Regions from separate parts of the Mus musculus genome. Here region 1 is linked to region 2. A link is a contact called in ENCODE Hi-C or POLR2A ChIA-PET data. All regions are on one chromosome and are shown on one strand. The core of a region is the stretch at or near the end of the contact, and the rest is flanking DNA. Distances in the headings are between cores, read along the strand shown. Region 1 overlaps Slc41a1 (solute carrier family 41, member 1). Region 2 holds the start of Pm20d1 (peptidase M20 domain containing 1).

What was found. Hi-C counts contacts between places; a loop is a spot of excess contacts on that map. ChIA-PET counts read pairs that join two places held with the same protein, here RNA polymerase II (POLR2A).
Region 1: a loop to region 2 is called in a map of heart, with 1.9 times the contacts of the local background. The contact joins the enhancer-like site here to the promoter of Pm20d1 in region 2. A Hi-C loop is called at or near these places in 1 of 37 maps with a recorded cell type or tissue (heart). POLR2A ChIA-PET finds 5 or more read pairs at or near these places in 3 of 5 experiments (all embryonic stem cell).

What each region holds. Positions count from the first base shown.
Region 1 is chr1:131,836,826-131,844,591 of GRCm38, reverse strand. Slc41a1 (solute carrier family 41, member 1) reads right to left here. Exons shown (of 11, transcript NM_173865.3): 3 at 5,370-5,477; 4 at 4,344-4,415; 5 at 3,593-3,737; 6 at 3,318-3,464; 7 at 2,460-2,607; 8 at 1,564-1,643; 9 at 539-673; 10 at 106-254. Among named protein-coding and RNA genes, the nearest start is that of Slc41a1, 13 kb to the right of the region's middle. Within about 2 kb of position 5,135, at least 1 of the 3 ENCODE cell types and tissues checked has a DNase peak (open chromatin) inside an H3K27ac peak, as active enhancers do.
Region 2 is chr1:131,792,879-131,799,749 of GRCm38, reverse strand. It overlaps Pm20d1 (peptidase M20 domain containing 1), which reads right to left and starts at 2,355. Exons shown (of 13, transcript NM_178079.3): 1 at 2,164-2,355; 2 at 1,068-1,154. The coding sequence starts at 2,332.

The DNA.
Region 1 (7,766 bases), core at 3,886-6,385, 42 kb before region 2:
CTATCCTCCTGAGTCCCGGCCAGAGAAAAGGTGGCAAGGGACCAGGTCCAAACCTGGGGTTCTTATTCCATGTGGCCCCCGGGCTGTGCCCTGCTTCTGCCATACCTGGAGCAGTGCAGCAGTCATGTAGAAGATGATGAAGATGAGGGTGAGGGTGGTGTGCCCGCCCTGCATACAGCTGATGGTGTAGAGGAACACTAGGTGTCCTGGGACCACAAGGAGGAAGAGGACACGGGCCGAGCGTGAATTCACATCTACAAGAGGAGAGAGGAAGATGGGAAGAGAAGCATTGGCCCCAGGAGGTCCCAGGATGGTCAACGCCGTATTCTAGGTCAGCACACAGCTATCTCTCTAGGGTGTTTCAGGAAAAGACAATGATGTCTTACCTGGGCGCTCCACTCTTCAGAAATGCAGGCACAGCCCAGCAGAGGAGACCCTTGAACTTGGGCCCCAGCTGGTTCTCTAGTGAGGTTCCTGGCTGCCCCCCCCCAACCCCTAAGGCAGGAATGGATCTGGGAGGGTGAGATGCTATGGTTACCAGGGCTGAAGAAGGTGGTGCATGGACTGGGGCAGCGGCGAGGAGTTGGCTCAGAGTTCTCCCCTGGCATGCCGTTCATGTGGAGGAAGGTGGAGATGCGGCTGGCCTGCACAGCCACCAGATTGCCCCCGACACCTGCAGAGAGACACACAGGACTCAGACTTGGAGGAGGAAGGACCGGGAGGAAAACACCTTGTTCTTTGTCCCGTATCTGTAGAGGCCCTGTCTTCTACCTTTCCTCGGGGCTGAGCCGACATCACTCTTCCCTCTGGTGCCAACAGAATACGATGGAAGAAGACAAATATTCCACAGCTTCTGAGGGATGCTCTATCTAGGCTCTTGGAGTGTTGGCAGGGATGTGGCCTGTCTGCTGCACCCGTGTGTGCAGCATGGACCCCCCACTCACTACACAGCAGGCTCCAAAGCTCTCCTTGCCTTCCCTTTCTCTGGAGCTGACCCCGGCAGGCACTCAGCACTCAAACACTCACCCGATAACCAGCTTCCAGTATCCAGTGTGAGCTCTAAACTGGCACTGCCCTGGTAAACCGCTGGTTACCATTTCCCTTTACCATCACCCCCTAACCTAGCCTCTGTACCTCTCAGCTTTACCCTGAGCCCTGAGAGGTGAACTGCTTAGGCCCCACACCAGTCTCTCCTGCTGGATGCTTCTACTTAGACTTGTGCAGTGGAAGGCCCCCGCAGGTAAACAAGGAGAGGGGTTTAGTGTTTTCTATTTTCCTTCTGGATCCTTTTATGCTTTTTTGGCAGGAGCTTACTCTTGTAGGGAGCGGGGTGAAATTCTAACTGGGCTCCCACAAGACAATTTCTGGGTTCCCTGGCCCTTCAGGGCTAGAAGCTTTCATGTTGCTGATTTCTGGGTTTCTCACGGTCCCCTGTTGGTCCTGTCACGCCATCTCTATCTTTATTAGGTCTTGTTCTCTCTGAGCTAGATTCTCTGGCCTGCTGGAGCCCTGAGTGACACAGAAGCCTTTTCGTTCCCCCAGCAGCTGATGCTAAGGTCTCACCATTAATCACAGGTGTGAAGACAGCCATTCCTGCAAAGTTGGGGTCCGAGACGGTCTTGTCCAGGATGAGACCTCCCACACTATACAGACATGAAGACAAATGACATAAAAACCATGGAAGGTTCTGCTCCAGTCTCTGGGACAAAGAGACATAGGCCTAGCTAACCTTGGGGACAAGGACAGCAAAGTGGCTTCCAGGAGTCTCTCCTTTCAGTCTTTAGTTCTCGTGCATGCAACAGTTGTCGCTCATAATCTCCTGACTTGGCACAGTGACTCCAGTTAAGAAGGGAAGGCACAGCCACCTTCCCGTGAGGAGTGAGGCTCGCTGTGGCCTGCCTGCTCAGCACTGATTTCCTCAAGGGTAACTGCACTGGCTCCTCCCTGAGGGAGCTGGCTTTCTCGAACCCAGCCACTGTGCTTCAACTGTGGCTAAGCCCAGGCAGTCCAACCAGACAGTTGCATTTCCAAGAGCAAGTGACTGATACAAGGACAGAACTGTGACCGATTGAAGAGGAAGCAGTGACACTCTATACTGGGTCTCTGTGCCCTGTTGGGGGAAAGCCTCTCTGTCCCCTTGCTGGAATGGGGAGGAGTCAGAAGAGTGAAAACCTGGACTGCTGACCCCCTACTGAGAAGGCAGAGTGACAGAGAGTCACTCTGGGCCCTGACGACACTGCGTGTGTCCCAGAATGCGGCTGCTTTTTAGTTCCCAAGGTCAGTATGTTCTGCTTTGGAATGAAACCTAGTAGAGATCATTCCTGTCACTTGCAGTAGGACACATGGCTGACACTACTAATGCATTTCCAGTATGTGCTCCGTTTCTGCCCCTCTAGGGGTTCAGATGGGGTCTATGGTGAGGTTGGTACAGGGGATGAGAACCCAGGGCCCCAGCATACCTGCTGATAGCCATAGCAATGATGACAGGCTCCCAGCCTGAATACAACACCTCCCTTGTGGCCGGGCTTCTTCGGGCCAGCACCACCCAGACAGGCAGCAGGGCCACAAAGAAGGCACACACCAGGGGATAGATGTATCGCCAGTGCTCTGTGGGGGCAGAGATCAGAGGGAAATAAGCACCTTTAGTTCCCAGCTTTCCCCAGCTTAAGCTGCAGATGTCCCAAGAGACCAGCTCATCCACAGTCAGTCATTCTACCCTAAGTGCCTGGATGCACAGCACCTCACCTCATCAATGAGGCCAGCTTTGCCCATTTTGCAGAGGAAGAAATGAAGTATTAGAGCTACCCAGGCACTGTATGGCTTCTCAGACAGTGCCATACTATGGAGCCCAAGTTGGCCTCATACGGTCTTCCTGCTTTTTCCTCTTGAGTAGCTGGGATCATAGGTGTGCGTGCGCACCACCATGCCCAGTTGAGGCAAGAAAGTTAACAGGCAGAGAGCAGACTGTATGTCTCCTGGTCTGATCCCAGCAATCTCTGCCTCCCATCCATCCTCCTCTCCAGTTTGCTAGCAGATTCTAGTCTTCCATTCTTTCCTTTCCCTTCCCCACATCTCACCTCTCCAGGAGAAACAAAACCCCTAGGGTCAGGCAGGGATGAGTGCTGATACGGTCCTTCCTCTGGTGCCTGCCTACAGGATCTGACATCAGTGTCTATCTAGCCTTGCTACCCTGCGCCCAGAAGTTGTGACAAACTGTTCGTACAGTTAACAGTACAGGAAAAATCTTCACACGCTTGCAAAATGGTCCCTATCTCTCCCAGTCCCACCCAAGCCATTCTCAGTGGCCTTAGCCTTACTCAGTTCCAGGTAGAGTCCCCAGCTGATGCCTGAGAGGAGTGCCAAGGTGATGAGGTCGCCCAGGCTAGCGGCGATGGGCGTGGCTACGTTGTCTGGGTTGATCCCAATCTTTCGAGACCCAATGATGACTCCGATCATGATCATACCTGGTGAGGAAGGAGAGGCAGGCCGGGTAGGGTGAGAAGGGGAAAAAGATATTAATAAACAAAAGGGAACGTCGACGTGCAAGACAGAGTGAGCAGCACCCCCACACCCTGAGCCTTCCCTTCCTTACCCAGGACCAAGGAGGCAATGAAGGCTGTAGCCACACTGCTGGCGCATAGCAGGAAGGCGTGTGGGATGCTAAAGTGGCCATCAGGGATCCAGCCAAAGACGACGGCTGCGATGGATGCCAGGAAGCCTACCACCGTGGCTTGTACCTGGGGAGAGGCATGGTAATGTGGAGTCTGGAGCAGAGCTCCTTAGCTGAGGTCACTAAACACCCAATGGGTAATTCCTGGTCCTTAGCAAGCACGCAGGACTGGGCCCTACAGTTCTTGCAGGCTAGAAGGATGACTTTATTTAGTTTTTGTGCTACCTTAGAATAGGGTAATGTACCCTACAAAAATCCAGACATGTTACTGGCTGGTTGGATGCTTCTCTGGAGATGGGGTGAGAATCAACAGCCCAGAGATCAGTCAGAGTCAAGGCCCAGGATTCAAGGGGGAAGAAATTTGATCTGTGTGGCCTCCTGGGAAGATGGGACAGCAGTGGCAGAGGACACTCTAACATTCACACATCTGATTCTACTGCAAAGATTAGTGAAGGCTCAAAATCCCCCAAACCACCTAGTGCCTGGACATGTGATATGGAAGCTGCTGGGGCACTCCCTGTCTTGGCCATTTTCCTGAGTAACTAGTCACCTCCTAGCCTACTTTGCAGATGCCGGAGAATCACATAGGATCCAGCTGGGCTGACCTAAGCCTTTCAGGGATTCCTGACTAAGGAGATGCTTAGCCTATTGTCTCTGGTCTATGTTTTCTTACCTGGATAAGGGCCATATTCCCCGTGATCATCCGCCAGAGCTCCTTAGGTGTGTCCATTTGTCCAATGTTGGCCTGAAAGAGGGAGGGTGAGGGGCTGGAGCAGGCTGCACAGGGTTTGGGGCTCTATCTGTTTGACTGGATCAAAAAAGCAATGCATATAGATAGCCTAAGGCTCTAGGGCCAGAGCAAGAGAGCACCCAGGGCAGGTGTACTCTGGGCTGTGAGGGGGCTTGTGGCAGATCCCACTCTGTCCTGTTTATCCAGGCAGCACGTTCCTGCATGGGTCTGTATAACTGTCCTGGCCCAGAAGCAGCCTGTTCTCTTAGGGAAGGCAAGGTCAGTTGCTGGCCCAAGGGCTGAGGCTGCCAGTATTTGGAAAGGAAAGAGTGGGTTGCACCAGCCAGGAGAAAGGAAGAACAAGTTGGGGTGGGTTAGGCTAGCTGCCCTCAACACCATCTTCTCCAGACTTGGCCACGGAGAGACATGCCTGGTCCTGAGTTTTAACACCTCTTGCCTCTCAGCCATGGCTTTCTATTGGGCTCAGTCCACGAAATGTCTATCTGTGGCTGATCTAAAGGATTTTGGGAGGTGGAAAGGCCAATTCTCTTGAAGAATAAGCTGCCACAGGGAAAGGGGGTGGTTTGAAGGGGTGTGGGGAAGGCCTGGCTCTGCTCCTGCCCAGCTGCAGAGTAGGGCTGGAGATCAGAGGAGGCCCCCACCTGTGTGGCTGGAGGGACCAGCATGATGCCTGCCTGTCAAAGCTGCACAAACAGTCACGAGGCAGGTTGCAAAGCAGGAGGTGGGGCAGGCATCCAGGGATGGCTGGGACATCCAAAGCCTGAGCCTGGGAACCATTCTGGGCAGGGAGCCCCTGCCCAGGGACAGGACACCCAGTCTGGGATCTCCCTCCACGGCTTCCCTTTCCTCCCCCAGCCCAGGCAGTTGTGTGGAGACTTACCAGTCTCCATGTTGCCTGCTACCTTCTCCCTGACCCTCTCCCCTACTTCCCACAGCTAGGACACTCACTGCAGTGGACAGCCTCGACGCCAGGGTCATTTCCAAGTTCCCTTTGAGCCCCAGCAGTGCAGGCACCAGGATGAAGACCTCTGTCACCTTCTGGAAGACCTCCCAGTGCTATAAGATGAACACAGAGTCCAAGAATTTCAGTACCTCAAAGGACTGGCATTGGAGCTGAACAGAGTGGGGTCAGGGGACAGCAGAGGGAAACAGGGCCAGCTGGAGCAAGCACGAGAGGCACCTTACCTCCCCGCAAGAAGCCTAAAAGTAGAATAAGTCTATGAATTCCAAAAAGCACAGCCTAGCCACCATCTCAGAACAGGAGGGATCCCTAGCCTGACTTCTAATATGCTTTCATGGGGACCTTGCAGAGGAGCCACCCCACGCTGGCTTATGTTCTAGAACCCTTAGTGATATACTCTCTCAGAGAGCACTCTGCAGCCCCCTCGCCTGCCTTTATCCAGTTGCTCTGTGGCCTCGGCCTTGGGAGGTGTTGTCTCAGCTGTGGAGAGCTCAGCTCCACAGGGCTGGGGCCGGGGTGACTAGAGCGTTTGTTTGGTTTCTATTTCCAAGGGCTTTGGGTCTCAGCCACAGTGACTTTCCCCTAGCAGGTTCTGAATTTAGACATTGCTTCTCCTATGCTGATCTGCAATAGATTTCTGATTCCTTTCTATGCACCCAATCTCTTAGCTAACAGAAGCAAATACACCCCTGTTGGGAGAGGCTGGGCCTGGAGTCAGGAGATATGGGTTCTAGTCCTGGGTCAATCAGTCCTGGCTCTCCCACCAACTTCCTTGGCCAACCTATGTTAATGCATTTTTTTTTCACTTAGTCACCTCAACAAGCCAATAAAGAGGTTTTTTTTTTTTTTTTTTTTTGTTCCCATTTTGCGCATGAGAAAACTGAGGCTCAGGAAGTACTGTCTTAGTTACTGTTGGAACCTAGGTTGGCCACTCAAAGTCCCCTTAGTTGTAACCAAAACTGAGGATTTCCCTAAAGAAGCTGGGATTATCCCCACCACCCTCCCGCCCTAAAGGGCATGGAGTTCTAAGAATGGAAAGCCTGCACGTTTGTGAGGGGAGGAGGGGCAGGCAGCAGGTGGAGGTATACAGGTTCTTTTGGGTGTCTGGAGACAAGGAGCTGTAACGTAAGTGTGCTGAGCTGAGAGCCTTATGAGCCTCTAAGAGATACAGCGAGGGCTCTCACGCTGCTTCCTCAGCAAGCTTTCTCACGATGGATGGCAGGCTGGGGCCTTCAGACATGCTACAAGGCACCAAGCTCCTGCTTAAGCGGTCAGGGGCTAGACTAGAGAGCTAGCTCATAAGGCAATTCCAGCCCCTCGACCCTACTGCTAAAGAACAAGGCTGCCAATCCAAACCACAGTGAGAGGTCACCTCATGCCTGTTAAGACAGTTAAGAGGACAAACAGAAAATACCAAGTATTAGCACAGACATGGAGATGGGAACATGTCTGCACTATTGGTGGGACTATAAAATGGGGCTACTTTGAAGAACAATAAGACAGTTCCTCACACTAAAAATCAACTGCATGTGTATGCCCAGCACTTGGGAGGTATAGGTATTTCTGAAAGCTCAGGGCCAGCTATCTACGTGGCAAGACTGTCTTAAAAATGAATAAGCCAGGTGGTAGTGGTGGCGCACACCTTAATTAAGCCCAGCACTTGGGAGACAGAGGTAGGTGGATCTCTGAGTTTGAGGCCAGTCTGGTTTACAGAGAGTTCTAGGACAGCCAGGGCTACACAAAGAAACCCTGTCTTGAAACCAAAACCAAAACCAAAAAAAAACCCCAAACTAATCAACCAAATAAATAAATACCCAAATATGCTGGGGAGATGGCTCGGTCTGTAAAATGCTTGCTACACAAGTCTCTGTACTAGAGTCTGGATTCCCTAACCTGCGCGTGAAAAGCCAGGCTCAGCAGTGTCCCTAACCCCAGCACTAAGGCTTGCTGGGCCTTGAAGATTAATGAGTCACCAGCTTAGCCAATCAGGGAGCTGCAGGTTCAGTGAGAGACTCTATCTCAAAAAGCTAAGGTAAGAGGTGGGTCTGGGGAGATGGCACAGTGGTTTAGAGCACTCATTCCTCTAGCAGAGGACTGGGGTTCTATTCCCAACACCCACATAGTGGCTCACAACTGTCTAAATTCCCAAGAGATTTGACACCCTTTTTTGGCCTCCCCAGAAGCATTAGGCATGCACATGATGCACAGATGTGCATGTGCAGGGAAAACATGCATACACAAAAAAGAGTGCTTGTGTGTGTACACACACATATGGTGGAGAGCAACAGAAAAAAAATGTCCTATGTTGACCTCTGGTCTCCATGTATGTGCACATACCCATACAACATGTATACAATTCATGTAACACACACACACACACACAC
Region 2 (6,871 bases), core at 1,106-3,605:
GTTTTGTTTTGTTTTGTTTTGTTCTGTGGCAGGCTTTCACCATGAAGTCTAGAAACCCATGATCCTCTTGCCTCAGCCTTCCAAGTTCTGGGATTACAGGTGTGAGTCACCATGCCTAGCTTCTTTTTTTAATATTTTCAATCAAAGGTCGATTGAATCCACACATATGAAATCCATGGGTATGGACAGTTGAATTTAATATTTTTAAAATTGTTATTACTTACTTTAAAATATATATGTATGTTTTATCTGATTGTATGTTAGTGTACTATGTGTGTGCCAAGAGGGTGTTGGATCCCCTGGAATTGAAGATTCAGGTGGTTGTGAATCACCATGTGGATGCTGGGAATTGAACCCAGGTTTTCTGGAAGAGCAGTAAGTACAATTAACCACGGAGCCCTTATCTTTCCAGCACCTATAATATGAATACATTAATTGTCTATTTGTGTAATGATGAATACGTGGTTGTTTCCATTTTAGGTTATTATAAATGATGCTATCATTAAGAAAGAAAAGTGCATTCCACCCTGTGTTTTGTGGAGATAAAAATGGTTCTGTCCAGCCATACTTCTGTATGCAGGTATGGATGTTCTCAGGGCAGATTAGTCACATTACTGGCAGGCCTTAGGAGTGTGTTAATAATTACTGTAAATGGAGCCCACTAGACATAGTGCCTGCATGCCACATGTATGTGTATGGTAACAGGGGTGGAAGTGCTGGAACAGAGTTCTAGACATTTGCACAAGAGAGTGAATCCCTTGTGTTACCTGTTAATGGTAGAGTTCGTTAATTGATACATATTTAGGGAAAATGTAGGCGCGTCAAACCCCAAACCCACAGTTAGTTCCCAGTTTTAGTTCTTCAAAAGCTAACCTATAGTTCTCACTTTATACTCCACTGTGGAATATTTGGATTCACCCCTTTATATATCCTATGTACAAAGTAAAAGGCAACCCCAGAGCAGGTGACTGTCTTCTATTAATGGCAAAATATATTTCCTTATTGCCCATCAAGGACAAAGTCTCCAGTGTATGTCTGCCACCCTTAGCCCTTAGTTTGTAGCTGACCTTTGCGGATATATTCTCCAAACTCAGCAAGGGCTGTGGTGTTGGATTCCTCGTGGCTGAAAGACACTGTGGGAATCTGGATGGCACCTGTTGGGATTCAGTGGTCAGAGACAGACGATTAAGGTTGATAGAGGTTGAGTGTTTCTGATAAAAGTCTGAAACCATAGCTGAATGTGGTGGTGCACAGCTGTAATCCCAGAACTTTGGAGGAGGGAGGGAGGGAGACAGGGAGAAGAAGATGAAGAAGATGAAGAAAAGCGGAGGAGGAGGAAGAGGCGGCGGAGGAGGAGGAGGAAAAAAAAAGAAGAAAAAGAAGTAGTAGAAGAAAGAACAAGAAGGAAAGAAAGAGAAAGAGAAGAAGAAAAATAGACAGATGATGGCAACCAACCAGCTTGCAGAGGACTATTTGCCCAATGCTCTGGGAAAACTATTCCCAGGCATCTCACTTCACTATGTGCACAATCCATCTTCCACTAAGGGTTAGCATTTGATCACTGTGTTGACTTGCATATGTTTGTGTAGGCAGTTTTTTTTTTTAATGAATCCACTACTTAATGAACAGAAAAGAGAAGTTGACAAGGCGTCCGTCCCACCAGCCTGCACAAATGCTCTTTTCTCCTGAAAGTCCAATGAGTTAGTTGCCTTGTTAAGTCCGTTTTAGGGGAGAACTACTTACATATTACATACACCCCAGGAATAATTCATTCTCTTCAGAGCCAGCGAGTCCTACTGACTCTACAATGTTATCCAGAGCTTTGTCCTTGAGGGAGTCCTGGGGAAGATCATTTAACGAAGCCAAACAGTTTTGTTTTAAGGCACCGCAGAGATTGAAAAGGTTAAAAGATTTAGAGTTGAAAGTGCTACAAATACTTTTTGGAGGCAGACAGGGGTAGGGTGGATGCCAACAGTGCTGAGAGGAGAGAAGCTGGAGCCTCTAGGCTAGGCAAGGGATTACCGACGCAAGTGCTAGACCAGTGCACAGTGTCCCGAAAGCTTGCAGAACGCTGGCTGGGCCCGCCCGCGTCCCTCAGCAGAGGGAGGTAGGCCCTCTGGGACTGAGGGACTCAGATCTGAGAACAAGGGGGCGGAGGTTCACCTTTCAGCGCCTCTTTTATAGCGACACGCTCCTCCTCGCTGAACTGGGAAGGGATCCGGGACGCCCCCCGATTTTCCCTGCTTCTAGGGCCAGTGGATCCGGAGACCGTAGCGAAAAAGAGAAGGAGCACAGCTGCCCAGGCGGGCAAGCTAGCAAGTAGCTCAGCCATGTCTCTCCCCAAAAGCCACCAGTCGGGCTAGAGTTTGGACCTAATAGCCTAAAGCATGACTCGCTGCTGACCAATCATTGATTGACCTGGACAGCAACCAACCAATCAATCGAGCGACCCGCCCTTGAGTTGCTGCCCTCTAGACAAGGGTCAGGACTAGCCTGCTCTTGTTCTGGCATTTACTACATGAGAGCAAAGGTGTGTGTGTGTGTGTGTGTGTGTGTGTGTGTGTGTGTGTTATAGCTTTAATTTCATCATAAACTGCAACAGTGTGTCTGTTGATAGGTAGTGCTTTGACAAACCAGCCCCGACGAGTTTGCTCCTGTTTTGAACCTTTTCTTAGCATGCCAAGATGTGACCTTGTGTCCTTGGGAAAATGAATAGAAATATGTAGCAGTGGTGGTGGTGGGGGAACTGGAGGTAGCCATTAGAAAGTCCCAGACACCAGGGAAGCGAGAGGTTCCCAGGACCCAATGGATATGACATTAGCCGAAATATCCAACAAAAGGGAGATAGAACCTGTAGAGAACACCTCCAGTAGATAGGCGTGGCCCCCAATTGAGGGTTGGGGCCACTCACCCATCTCAAAAATTTTAATCCAGAATTGTTCCTGTCTAAAGGAAATACAGGGACAAAAAACGGAGCAGAGACTGAAGGAAAGGCCATCCAGAGACTGCCCTACCTAGGGATCCATCCCATCTGCAGACACTAAACTGGATACTATTGCTGATGCCAAGAAGCGCTTGCTGACAGGAACCTGGTATAGCTGTCCCCTGAGAGGTTCTGCTAATGCCTGACTAATAATACAGATGCAGATACTCAAAGTCAACCATTGGACTGAGCACAGGGGTCCCAGTAGAAGAGTTAGGGGAAGGACTGAAAGAGCTGAAGGGGATCGCAACCCTATAGGAAGAACAACAGTATCAACTAACTGGACCCCACCCCCCTTAGCTCCCAGAGACTAAACCACCAACTAAAGAGCCATGGAGGGGTCCAGAGGTCCCATGTAGCAGAGGATGACCTTGTCTGGCATCAATGGGAGGGGAGACCAGGCAAGGGGAGGGGCAACATTTGAAATTTGAAAATGTAAATAAATAAGATAACCAATTAAAAAAAAAGAACTAATCCAGTGCTACAGGTCCCTTCCCCAAAGCTTTGAGGGTTAAGCCTGCCTGCCCTGGGGGTTTTCCTTTTAAAGTCCAACAAACTGTCCCCCAGTTTCTGTTAGAGTGTATTCTTTGTCCTCAAGCTTCCATTTGTGATGGTTCTCAAATTCTTTTATTAACGACACCAAGAACCCCAAGAGGGGCTCTGATTTTTCGGGTGTAATATGATGGTCCTACTAGAACTCTGAAAATAGATCTTCCTTTTAATTCTTTAATTGACAGAGAAAACGAAACACAGTACTGTCCCTCTAGACAGGTTTCATTAGTACACTTTATTCATGTATATATTTTGATTAAATTTATTCCTAAGCTGTTCTTCTCGCTCTCTCTCTCTCTCTCTCTCTCTCTCTCTCTCACACACACACACACACACACACATCCACTGATAACCTCTTATCCCAACTAGTCTTTGTCTGGTGTGTGTGTGTGCACATGCGTGTGCACGCTCTCGTGTGTGCATGTATGTGTTCTAGTGAGTTTAGTAAGGGCTACATCCAAATGTGGCAGGCGTGCATTCTGCAATAATCCTGCCCATGCACCTCCCACCCACATGTGATCAAGCACATTGGGTGCAGTTGGGCCAAACTAACCAGTTTAGGGGAGTGAGAACATGGACACTAGCCTCCAGCATTTTCAGAAGCATCTCTCCCGGGGCAAGGGTCATACAGGTTAGAGGCATTTTTTGCTTTATGGACCGCTTAGACACAATCATTAAAACAACTGGTTCTCACATCCCCCCCCCCCCCATGGAGTTGTATCCTGAGTCAAATCCTTGACTTCCATGTGGGCACCTGTTTATATTGGGATCTAATAACCATTAGCTTAGTGGTAGGGTTTAATCCAGTTAAGACATGAATGATGCAAGAGCCAAAACAGCACTTAAAACAGAGCCAGAAGGATCAAAGGTCCTGCGATGGCTGACATCCATTCCTACCTAGGAAGAGCCTGGAGATGAGACTGAGTGGCAAGTCATTTATTTCATCTCAGCCACCCCCCTCCTTCTTGCAATGCTTTCTTAATACAGTCAGATTATTTCTAATGTTTCCTGAGTGATTCATATAGAAACAACGTTCTTTTCTTATAGACACAAAATACCTCCTTGTTCTGCATAAAGCAGGTCAACTGCCTTGCCATACTGTAGAATTATTTCAGCTAATGAGTCTACCTGTTGATAGATCTGGGCCTATTGGGTTTTCCGCAGGCACCTTTCCTGGTATGCCGATGGGTACTATAGGTAGTCATTTTGTCCTTTATGCTAAGGAGCTTTCTTTTGACCTAGTTATTTTAGCTAGTTAAAGATATGGGGCAATATATGGCTCTTAGATACTGCTGATCTTTCCCAGGAGGACTGAAAGGCTGGGTTAAAAGCGGGGAGGGGATTCAGGCAACGGGGCATTCATCAGAAGCAGCTGGTTAGCTGACCCAGCTGAGGAGACAGGGAGCAATCACACGAGCCAGACTGGTTCACAATTAGCTTTCAGCAAATCCAGAGCTCACAGCTGTTTATAGTCAGCAGCTGATTCCTCTCCATTAGCCTGAACCAAAAAGGCTTGGATGGTTAGACATCAGGAAGAATTGTGCAATGGAGAGAAAGGAAAGTTTGGGATTTCACTGTCTTTTCTAAACCTTGGAGATCTTGAAGCAAGAGAGAGATATGAGCTATATACATTAAAATGTCCCGTAAGTATTTAAAATCTGCTTTTTAAAAGAAATCCAGTTTAAAAAAAATTTAAATGCTTTGTAAAATTTGAAAAGAAAAGAAACATTAAGTTCCTTTTTTTTTTTTTTTGCTAACTGCTTCTGGGCCTTCACTCCATAGAAGAAAATTTGTTTTTCCTTTGCCAGCAGGGATCAGTTACAAGGTTTTTGTTTAGGAGTGGGACCCTCTGTCCACTAACCCCTCTCAGTACTGGGATCCTGTCTGGCTTGATAAGAAAGAAAGAAAGAAAGAAAGAAAGAAAGAAAGAACGAACTAAACAAAGATCACCACATAGCCTAGCTAAGCCACTCTGAGTATTTATGTGGAGGACTCAAGTCAACAGATTACAGAGACACTGCAAAGCCAAAGTTATGTTTTAAGTTTTTAAAGATTTATTTATTTAATTTATGTGACTACACTATAGCTGTTTTCAGACACACCAGAAGAGGAAATCGGATCCCATTACAGATGGTTGTGAGCCACCATATGGTTGCTTTGAATTGAACTCAGGACCTCTGGAAGAACAGTCAGTGCTCTTAACCACTGAGCCATCTCTCCAGCCCCCAGTGTTTTAAGTTTTAATTACTGTACCTAAGATCCATGAAACAAAAATGCCTCTAACTTGTAAAACCCTTGTTCAAGGACAGATACTTCCTATTGGAGTAATGTATCTCTGTCCTTCCTTACCTGCTTAAGGCACCTTCTGATTGATTAAGATAAAACACCTATGGCCTACATCAAAAGGCAGACTAGTAAGGTGGGACATCCAGTAGAGAAAAGAACTCTGGGAAAGAGTCAGAGGAGGGCAATTCACCAGCCAGACATGAAGAAAGTTGGATGTATGAAACTGAGGAGAGGTAAGTAAACAACCACATGGCAGAACTTAGATTAGTCTAAACAAAATAATTGAGTTAAGAGATGGTTGGAAGAGTGTACTGGCTGGTTTTGTGTGTCAACTTAACACAAGCTGGAGTTATCACAGAGAAAGGAGCCTCCATTGAGGAAATGCCTCCATGAGATCCATCTGTAAGGCATTTTCTCAATTAGTGAGCAAGTGGGGAGGGCCCCTTGTGAGCGATGCCATCCCTGGGCTGGTAGTCTTGGGTTCTATGAGAGAGCAGACTGAGCAAGCAAGGGGAAGCAAGCCAGTAAGGAACATCCCTCCATGGCCTCTGCATCAGCTCCTGCTTCCTGACCTGCTTGAGTTTCAGTCCTGACTTCCTTTGGTGATCAACAGCAGTGTGGAAAGTGTAAGCTGAATAAACCCTTTCCTCCCAAACTTGCTTCTTGGTCATGATATTTTGTTCAGGAATAGAAACCCTGACTAAGACAAATTGGTACTGGGAGTGGGGTATTCCTGTGACAACCTGACCATGTTTTGGGGAGGACTGTGGAAGGATTTTGGAACTTTGAGCTAGAAGAGTCATTGGGGTATTAAGAGCTCTGTGGGATATTCTGTAGGAGCTTGGAAGATAATGTTGAGAGTGGTGCAGAAGATGGAGGCCTAACTTGTGAAATTTCAGAGGGAAGATAAAGACTCTTATCAGGGCCATTGCTATTTTGATTGTGAAGATTCTGTGGTTTTGGTTAGCTGGGACTGAAGAATCAGCTGTGATTAACAAGATACCAGAACTTCTAAAGTGAAAACATTGCATTTCTGGGACTATTGATGTT